2 separate regions of the Mus musculus genome follow, and region 1 is linked to region 2. Evidence: chromatin contacts called from ENCODE Hi-C or POLR2A ChIA-PET data. All regions are on one chromosome and are shown on one strand. Each heading gives the region's core, a stretch centred on a gene start or an enhancer-like site at or near the end of the contact. The rest is flanking DNA. Distances are from core to core; before and after follow the strand shown.

What was found. A loop is a pair of places that touch in the nucleus more often than their neighbours do. ChIA-PET counts read pairs that join two places held with the same protein, here RNA polymerase II (POLR2A).
Region 1: a loop to region 2 is called in a map of T-helper 1 cell, with 3 times the contacts of the local background. The contact joins the promoter of Ndufb1 here to the promoter of Ppp4r3a in region 2. A Hi-C loop is called at or near these places in 1 of 37 maps with a recorded cell type or tissue (T-helper 1 cell). POLR2A ChIA-PET finds 5 or more read pairs at or near these places in 1 of 5 experiments (embryonic stem cell).

The regions. Positions count from the first base shown.
Region 1 is chr12:101,973,382-101,978,639 of GRCm38, reverse strand. It overlaps Ndufb1 (NADH:ubiquinone oxidoreductase subunit B1), which reads left to right and starts at 2,902. Exons shown (of 3, transcript NM_001378525.1): 1 at 2,902-2,980. Cpsf2 (cleavage and polyadenylation specific factor 2) reads right to left here and starts at 2,666. Exons shown (of 15, transcript NM_016856.3): 1 at 2,506-2,666.
Region 2 is chr12:101,080,457-101,085,444 of GRCm38, reverse strand. It overlaps Ppp4r3a (protein phosphatase 4 regulatory subunit 3A), which reads left to right and starts at 1,743. Exons shown (of 15, transcript NM_211355.2): 1 at 1,743-2,716. The coding sequence starts at 2,575. D130020L05Rik (RIKEN cDNA D130020L05 gene) reads right to left here and starts at 2,994. Exons shown (of 2, transcript NR_038050.1): 1 at 946-2,994.

The DNA.
Region 1 (5,258 bases), core at 1,653-4,152, 890 kb before region 2:
AAATGTCTTTTTTAATTCCTTATCAATTAATGGGTTATTAGTCAAGTAACCAAGGCTGAAAGTCTTCCCTTTATTTTCTGGGACCATCTCCTATCAATTCCTGATTGCTTCTCCCTCAGAACACCTTGCACGTATACTATCTCCCATCTGTTCTTACTGCCGATACCTGAATGGCAGGCCTCATTACCTTACATTTGGGTTTCGCCATTTCATTCTCGGCAGCTTTCCCCCTCTTTATCTCAGTGGAAACACTCCTGCCAGAATAATCTAAAACATCCCTGCAAACACTATCCCTTGTTCAAGTCTTTGAAGGAAGGGCTGGCAAGATGCTCAGTGGTTAACTTAACCCTGAGTTCAATCCTCTGCACCCACGTGATGGAAGAAGAGTGCCCACTCCACCAAGCTGTCTCTGTGGCCTTCATTTGTCTGCTGTGGTAGATGTGTGCCTACACACACACACACACACACACACACACACACAAAACAACCTTTAAAGGTATCTACTGCCCTAAGAGGGAAAAATAAAAACAAGTAAAAACAAGTAACTGAATGTTTTTACAGGGAGCGAGGTGAGGAGGAAGCAGGAGCTGCCTGAAACCAGTTTACTATTCTCTCAAGGTCTGGCTCAAAGTTTCCTCCTTTCTCATCCTTCTTCCATTATTAGTCTAGACTAATGTGAGCCACAGATGTAATTTAAAAATTTCCCAGCCACATTTACAGCAAAAAGAGGTAAGGCCTGGTGTTTTAACGGTGTCAAATCATCACTTCAGCAGGTCGTCATTTAATGAGTCAGTTTCCAGGGTTTTTGCACTGTGTTCGGCGTGTACTTTCCAGTTCATTCCCATTCAAGCCAACCTCATTTCAAGCGCTCAATACTGCATGTGGCCACTGTAATAGCAGAGGTCTAGACTCCCAAATAATGCTTTGGGCTGGGGAACGTTGTGGTTTTGCCACTGCGTAAGAGCAAAGTTGGCACCACCCTCTTTTTATGTCCATGTCTCAGACCGATTTCAATGGTATTACCAACCATCAAGTTTCGCAGACTAAAAACCATTCACCCACTACCAGTAAACTGGCAGTCACAGGTGGAACCCTATGTAGGTGGCATTTGCTTCATTTCTTCAGGTGGTTCTTCTCCTGCCTCAGCGAAGGTTCTTGTTGCCTTACCTGAATGGCTGACACTGCATCTAGTTTTCTTATCTCAGGTTGGTCCTGCATAGCCTTATATGCCAGATCATCCTAAGACATAAATACCTCCTGCCCACTCCCTGCCAAGTGTGCACCAGCTTCCTGCTGACTAAATGCAAGACAAGCTCCAAGACCACTCACAAGCCGACCTAATCTGCACCTTCAGTCTGCACCAACCACTCTTCCAGTTTTTGATTTGTTAAAAATCTCCCCAACAGTGCTCAGCCTTCTCAAGTTTTTAATCCCTCTTCTGCACCCAGGAATAACTTTGTTCTCCCAGGCTTAGCAAATTCCTCTTGATCTGGCTCAGGTGCAAGCTTTTCATTGTCCCCAGGTAAAGCTTCATTACTTAGCACAAAGGAGGCAGGAGGAGTGTTTGCCAAGGGATGATGATTGTGTCCAAAAGCGATCATCTTTGCATCTCCCAAACCAAGCACAGTGCTCGAAGCAATAGAAATAAATGTGCTGAACGCACTGAACCCACCATATCGGGAATTCCCCCAGGGCAGTGACTTCGACTACCTCTGCTTCATCTCGAATATATACCAGATACTTGCTTTCTCAAGAATGATCGTTCACGCTGAGGTCAACTAATGAGAAATACGCAAAGACGGATCTGGACTAGTCCTGGGGCTCACAGTGGGAGAAGTCTCTCTTTAATCGTTCAGGTAAAGAAAGGCTTTGAAAGGGGCAAAGGAATCGTAAAATTAAAGGGTAGAAAAGTAGGCATAGATGATGCTTAAGTTCTCCTTGTCACAGGGGCCAGAGTACTGGGGCTGGATATGGCCTGACTTCTGGTTTCCTGAAAAGTACGTAAGCAAGGAAACTAGGAATGGGATCTTGGGAAACGTGGTGATTGTGGTAGCGCCGAGAGAAGTTAATTCTATCAAGGCGTGGCATGAGCCTCTCAAGGGTCTTTGGAATTAAGGAGCTACGAAGGCACCTGCTGGCCTCGTGTTCTCTGAGCCCAAGATGGGAAAGGCAGAGATGGGGAGGCTTGGGGAGTACGGCGGTACAAGGGGAAAGAGCCCAGGCTGGACGCGGATTAACTTTTAGCTCCAGCTGATGAAAGCTCAGAGGAACTAGACAGGAGGGAGGGCAAGGAGGAAGCATAGGCGCGCCCCAACACCCCGAGGTTTCAGCCCGGGGAAAAGTCACTTCTCTTCCCCCTTGCGGAACGCTTGTTCCAGGAACCACGGAGACTGTCACAACCGAAACCGCGGGAGCGCGTCCGGGCGACACCGGGCCGACGCGGGAACCCATCCCCTTGAGGGCCTCCTCCCAACCCGAAGGCTCCTTTCCGTCTCCCGTCCTCACCTGCCAGGCCAATCTCCCCCCGGCACCGTCCGCCGCCCTTCCCAACCCCTAGTGGAACGCAGGTCGGAGAGCGAGCAGAGCTAGCGCGCGCTCAGCGGCGGAGAGCAGCCGGCAGGAGCCCCTGTGTGGTGGCCGCCATCTTGGGCCTGAGCAGAGCGGCTGAGGCGGGGACGACCCGGGCGACACCATCTGTAGGGGTGGTGACGAACCGGGTCAGGGAAGAGGACAGCGCAAAAGCTCGCAAACCTTGTCAGCCTGGATCCACGTCTTATTCAAAACGTGTCGCGATCATTCACAGCTTAAGATGTACGGGATTCGCGCGTGAGAAGGGAGAGAGAAGCGCCGGTTTGCCGACGCCACCCCCTCTCATCAGGGCTGGCGCGGCGAGTGGCAGCTCCTTAGGTCACGGCTTCCGCCGGCGCCAGTGGCCTAGCTCCCTGCGGCTGTCCTTGGTCGCCTTGTCACCAGGCTGAAGGTGGGTCTGGGGACCCCGGCGCCACCCGTGGTGGTGATGCGGGCGGGAGGGTTCTGGGGAACGCTCGCATGGAGGGGAAACAGGGTCGCCTTCGGTGACCCCTGCGCGCTGCCCGCCCCACGCCTTTTACAAAGACTGCTCTGGGGACGATCTGATGGCCTGGCTCTCGGGGGACTCGGAAGGGTTCTCAAGGATCCGACTCTTGAGCCCACAATAGGGAATGCAGCTCCTATCCAGAAGCGGGGCGCGGTCGCCCAGGCGTCTGTCTCCTCGTCCAACTCTCCTGATTGTGAAACCCGCACGTAGCCATTTGCCTTTTAAAAACAAGGCTTTCTGCTTGGTTTCCAGTCCGTGTTATGATCTCAACGGTTTCGGTTTTGCTCCATCCATTCCATATCTTAGGTGACACTTTGTAATAATTATAAAGAACTGTGGGGTCCAGTCCAACACAAGGTATTATCTCTTAAAAAGTCTACATGTGCCTGCAGTGGTGGTGGCGCATGCCTTTAATCCCAGCACTTGGAAAGCAGAGGCAGGTGGATTTCTGAGTTCAAGGCCAGGCTGGTCTACAGAGTGAGTTCCAGGGCAGCCAGGGCTTTAAAGAGAACCCCTGTCTTGAAAAACAAAACAACAAAAAAAGTCTACATGTTTCCAGCATGAATCCAGATAGAAGACTCAGCAAAATAAGACTCACAGCAGTGTCTGTTATTCTTGAAAAGGGAAAGAAACTTTAATCCCAGCACTTGGAAAGCAGAGGCAGGTGGTATTTAAGGGAAATACCTTGTGTTAGAGAAAAATATTAAGAAATATGTGGGATGTGGGGTTAGTTGTTTTTTGTTTTTAAAAAGTCTCACACACACACACATGGAGAGAGAGAGAGAGAGAGAGAGAGAGAGAGAGAGAGAGAGAGAGAGAGGCTCTGCAAAGAAGAAAAGAGAGGAGGAGTTATTTAACTGTTTACCTCCGTACACAGGAGAGAGAGTAGAACAAAAGAGCTTAAGCCTGATCAGGATACAGATTGTCTGGGGACTATGCTAATCCTGACTCTTTACCCTATACTTAAAGCAAGTTACTTTGCCACAACTAAATTTGGATTTCTTCATCTGAAAAAAAAAAAAAGCCCCAATCTTGAGACATGGTTACTTAAATCTGCAGTCTGTGGTGAGGAGTATATGAATTAGCTATGACGCAGAAACGCCTCGTCCATGTGGCCTACATCTGTAACTCCAACTACTTTTGAGGATGAGGCAGAGGGATAGTAAGCCAGAGCTTCACAGTAAGACTGTCTCAAAAAACAAATACAAAACAAACAAACAAAAGATTCAGTTCTTGTTAAAAGCTTGCCCAAAAAAAAAAAAAAAATTGGATCACTTTAATATTAAAAAAATAAATGACCAAGCCGGGCATGGTGGCACACGCCTTTAATCCCAGCACTCGGGAGGCAGAGGCAGGCGGATTTCTGAGTTCGAGGCCAGCCTGGTCTACAAAGTGAGTTCCAGGACAGCCAGGGCTATACAGAGAAATCCTGTCTCGAAAAACCAAAAAATAAAATTAAAAAAATAAAATAAAATAAAAATAAATGACAAGACAGAGTGTGTGGCTCTGATACGGTGTGTGCTTTTCAAAGCCAAGGCTGCTTCCCTCCTTCTCTCACCCCCTTCTGTCTGCCTCCCCCCCCCTCTTTTTCTTGACACAGTTTCTCTGTGTAGCCCAGGCTGGCCTTGAACTCAGAGATCCTCCTGCTTCTGCCTTCTTAGTGCACCACCACTGCCCAGCCTCCCAATTCTTTTTTTAAAAATACCACAGTACCAGGCAGTGGTGCACAGGGGAGGCAGAAGCAAGCAGATTCCTGTGAGATCCAGGACAGCCAGGGCTACAAAGAAACACTCTTGAAAAGCAAAGCAATAATGCTATATTTTATTTCTGAAATAAAAACAAAATTCTTCTTATGGCCCCACATGCAGAAAGGCACCTAGAGCTAGAGAGATGGCTGGGCTCAGGGGTTCACAGTGCTTGCTGCCTTTCCAGAGGATCTGAGTTTGGTTCCCAGCTCTCCACTCACAGCTCACATGTTGGGTGGCTCACAACTCCAGTTCCAAAGGGCTGTGATACCTTTGGCCATCTTGGGTTCCTGTACGCATATGCACAGGCACGCGCGCGTGCACACACACACACACACACACACACACACACACACACACGTACAAAACGTTAATAAAAGAGACTATTAATATGTGCTCTCATAAGCACCCGCCAGGAGTATAGTCCTTAAGCAGTT
Region 2 (4,988 bases), core at 494-2,993:
CTAACTAAACAGATCCCATGTGCCCTGCTTTGCTTTGTCAAATTGACACAGCCTGGTGTCATCTGAGAGAAAACATTTGGTTGAGGAGCTGCTAAGGTCACTGCCCTGTGGGGATATTGGGGATGTCTGGGGGGGGGGGGGCTTGTTAGTTGACGTAGGAGCACCCAGCCCATGGCAGGTGGCAATATTCCCTGAGTAAGGTTGTCCTGGACTTTATAAAAAAAAACTAAGTATGAGGGGAGCAAGCCAACAGGCAACATTCCTCCATGGTTTCTGCTTCAGGCTCCTGCTTTGAGTTCCTGCCCTGATTTCCCTCAGCAATGGACTGTGACCTAGAAGTATACGCCAAATAAATTATTTCCTCACAGTACTTGTTCCCAAACACAAGCTGGCAATTCTGAAATTCTGAGAAGTACAAATCCTGGTGTACCCTGATTCAAAGTCTCTAAAGGACACTTTATAGAGGAGAGGAAGACCCGGATCATAGCAATTTAGGAAAGCTCTGGAAGACACAAAATAGTTTGTAAATGATTTCCATCATCAGAATAAGCCAGGAGACAAAATACTGAGACTGGCTAGGTGTGTTCTATTGGGTTCTGTACTCCAGCAAAACAGTTTCAGAGGGATGAAAGCAACAGTTTCTTCTTTGATGGGTAAAGAGTCAAGGCAGATAAGAAACTATTCACTGTGTAAGCTCTGCTAGTCAGTCTCCAAGGGCCTTTAAAAAGGTGGTTCTCAACATGTGGGTCTCGATCCCTTGGCGGTCAAACACGGGACACAGCAGATATCCTGCATATTACAGTTACGAAGTAGCAACAAAATGATTTTATAGTGAGGGAGGGGTCACCACAACAAGAGAAACTGTGTTATAAAAGAGTCAGAGCATTTTAGGAAGGTTAGAAGCATTGCTATAAAATAATCAGCATAGAGGGCCATACTGCTAACCTGCTCTGCTTGGAGCTCATGGGCTCCATCTAGATGCTTGAAAGGATTGCATTCTGGTATTTAGAAACAGCAACTGCTTTGTTTTTACATGCTTCCGAGTTTTGTTGGTGAATGATTTCAGGTATGTCTTTGCGAGCACTTGTCTCTGGTGTGGGTTAAGAAAGATCCCAGCTTCTCGCATACGTTGCTTCAGCCAGTCAGAGCAACATTGTGAGGCTGTGTTTCAAAAAAAACAAAAAAACAAAGAATTTCATCTTATTCATACAGTACGGCATTTATCTTTGCAAGCCCTTCAAGATGTGTTTTGTTATTTTGTTTAAAAAAACAAACAAACCAGCCTAGGGCTACAGACGATCAGCTTTGATAACCGACAGAGAAAGGGAGATAACCGCTGATTATTGTGAGGTGAGTGCTCAGAATGATCCCGGGGAGCAGTGCCACGCGTGAACACCGCGTCGAGGGTTTTAGACTTGCCCGGCCATTGCGTGCCTCACTGCATCCCGCCAACCTCGCGGTCCAAACGGTCCTCTCTCAGAAACTTCTCTATTTCAGGCCAAGGGAAGAAGAGGAGGAGGAGGAGGAGGGCGGGGGGAGGACGAGGAGGACGCCAGCAGCCCGCGCCCCCAGGGCCGACTGCAAAGGTCCTCCCTAAAGCGTCCGGAGAAGGCTCGCACGGGAAAGGACGAGCTCCGGGATCAGAGTCCAGTCTGGCTCCAGAAGCCGCCAACAGACTCCACACCCCTTCCCCGCCCGGAGCCGAGGTGATGACGAATTCAAAGTGCGACGGACGCACACGCAGCCCGCGCTTGCACGACAGTACGCGCAGGGCAGCGCGAGGGAGTCCCGGTCCGTCACCGGCGCGACTCGCGTCCCGCCTCCTCCGCTCCCGCCACCCCCGCAGCTCCGCGCCCGCCTCGGTGCAAGGCCTCGGCCGGAGCGAAGCTGCCGGCTCCCGTCTTGTCGCTTTAAGTGGTGGGGCTTGCGGGCCGCCCCTGCCGCTACTGCCTAGGTGGCCCCGCGCGCCGCTTTTGAGGGGCGAGCCAAGATGGCGGCGGCTTTGGCTCTGTGAGGAAGACGGAAGAGGCGGCGGAGTAGGGAAGGCGGCTTCTAAGAAGAGCCAGGGGTTCTCGGGTGGCCAGAGGCGTTCGGAGTCTCCCGGGAAGTGCTACCTCACCGGCTTCGGATGCTTTAAGCGGGAGGAGCGGAGCGGGGCTTCCTGCTGCAGCGGCTGGGCCAGGTACAAGGGAGGAAAACATGGCGGCGGCGGCCTGAGGAGGCGGCGGCGCGGGAAAGCGGCTCTGCGGAGGTCATGGTGGAGGCCGGAGCGGGTCTGTGAACCGAGCCGCACCTCGTTGGAACGGCGGGCCGGTAGGCTGCGTAGTGCTGCGCGTTCCCTGTCGGGGCTGCTGGGCGGCCGCGCTCGCTCGGCCTGGACAATAGCGCCGGGGAGAAGGAGACGAGAGAAGGCGGCGGCCCGGGGCTCGGACCCGGGAGCGGGCCATGCGAGCGGCGGCGCAGCTCCGCGGCGGCCAGCGGTGGCACTGAGGTCCCGGAGTTCCCCGTTTGCGGCCGCCCGCCTTTTCTGGACACTGTCCCTGGGCCACTCGGGCGGGGCCCCCGGCCGGCACGATGACCGACACCCGACGGCGGGTGAAGGTCTACACGCTCAACGAGGACCGGCAGTGGGACGACCGGGGTACTGGCCATGTGTCCTCCGGCTACGTGGAGAGGCTGAAGGGCATGTCCCTGCTCGTCAGGGCGGAGAGCGACGGTAAGTGACCCTCACTGGCCCCTCTCAGAGCAGTGGCGCTCGGACTGGGACGGCGGGAGTGCGGACGGGAACGCCACGGGGTACCCAAGTCCGGTGGAGCTCGGTGGAGAGCATTCGGGGTGTCCATCCTTAACCCGAAAACCTTGTGGCGTTGGGATTTCGAGCAGAGCGGAGCACGTTGCGCCGTGCTGCCTTTCCAGTGCAGAAAGGTCGGAGACCTGAGATCCTCTTTCCCCGGTGGTTTTTGCACCGTCGTGACCTTGAGAAAGGCATTTAACGGAAACGATCTGCTCCCCCCCCCCCCACACACACACACCCCTTAGTTCACCAATCTGTAAAGCAGGCATAAAACCTTGCTTGGCGCTCGTAAAGTTCATAGCTGTTGCACACTTTGAGAAAGTTCTGTTCTGGTGGGATTGTTGTTGTTTTAAACCTTTTCCACCATATCTTTCAGATTTTAGGGTCTGCAATAAGGTCTATAAATCTGGCAGTTCCACCAGACAGAGAAAATGCTGCTTTGGCTTTCGAGGACACACATGTCTTGACCGGGGTTGGTTGTCTTTTTCACAAGAAAGGGAGATGATTATTATTGTTGTTATTGTTTTGTATTTTGAGACAGGGTTTCAGTATGTAGCCCAACTATCCTGGAGCTTGCTCTATAGACCAGGCTAGCCTTGAACTCAAAGCTTGCCTTCCTCTGCCTCTCCAGTGCTGGGATTAAAGTGCTGCCACACCTGGCTAAGAAAGAAAGACTTTGTAGGTCTTCTGTGGGAACTCGTGAACCTTTGGAACATTTTATTGCAAGCTTTTCTGATTGTTTAAGCGTATGGTCCTTAGTTGGTTGAGTTGGCTGGTGGGGAGAGGTATCTTTTAACACTTGAACAAGTCCTTCTGCTTTCACCTCAAGTCTATTGAAACAGTCTTCAGTGTTCAAAGATAAGGTTGTTTGAAATAACGGTTTCACGTTTTAAAATATTCCTTTCTTAAGGGTTTGCATTCTCTGAATTTCACTCTTGGAAGAAAATACATATTGGCCAAAACTTCAAATTGTTTTTGGAGCAGAAGTATAGTTACCTTGTTGCATTAATTTGCAGTTTTACAGTTGAGAACTATTTGTAGCTGTTTCATGTCTGAAATATTGCAAATTTATTTCAAAGATTTTTTTTTTTCCCCTCTTTTTTGGACTAGACTCAGAACTCATTCCACAAAAACCAAGATTTTCCTGTCTGTGGTTGAAGACTGTAGAAACATTGATTTGAATTGAAGAATGGTTAACTTGGAGTATAATTATAAAGATTACCCCAAATAAGTTACCACTGGTAAAAAGTTACTTTCTAACATGAAAGGCAGGCAGTTTCTGGTGACTTGGAGGCCAGCCTGGGTCTACATAGAGTCCTAGATCAGCTGCAGTTACATAGTAAGACTTGGTCTGAAAATTTTTTTCTGATTACAACAGGTATATTTTCAGAGCTGGGTTCTTATTTGGCTGCTAATATACAAGTTAAATGTGTTTGTGACAGTCACGTAATCACCTCTGCATGTTTGTACATGTGGAAACTTTCCTTACAGTAAAGTGGAAGTGTGGGTTTCAGGGTTAAGCTTATTGTGAGGATGGGCTAACTGGGAATGGAATCCACACAGGGACTTGAGCATGCTAGGCAGTGCTCTACCACTGAACTGCCTCTAAGACCCAATGTAATTGTGAGATTTAACTAGATGTAAGCTTGAATTTCAGAACTAATACATGTAACCATACTCACACCAGTGTGCTTTATTTGATTATGCAAAGATCCTTCTGGTTTTTTGGAAAGAGTCTCCTGTAGTACCAGACTAGAATCAAACATTGTGTGTAGCCCAAAATATGGAAGTTCACGATCCTCTTGTCCCTATCTTCCCAATGCCTGGGATCATAGGTGTACTACTACATCCAACCTGTTTTGTTTTGGAGCCATTATCTAGCTATGGCTGGTCTGCAACTCAAAGCGATTCTCCTACCTGAGCCCCTGAGTGTTGGATTACTGCAGTGAACTACCACAGCCAGCCAGTTTTACAAAGGCCTTTAGACAGGATAAGCATGTAGACTTTCTGGGTGGTGGTGGCGCACGCTTTTAATCCCAGCACTTGGGAGGCAGAGGCAGGCGGATTTCTGAGTTTGAAGCCAGCCTGTCTACAAAGTTCCAGGACACCCAGGGCTATACAACAAAAGTCTGGTGTTTTATACCCTTTTATATTTTATCACTTAGGAAATAGCCTCTAAGCCCCTTTCTTCCAT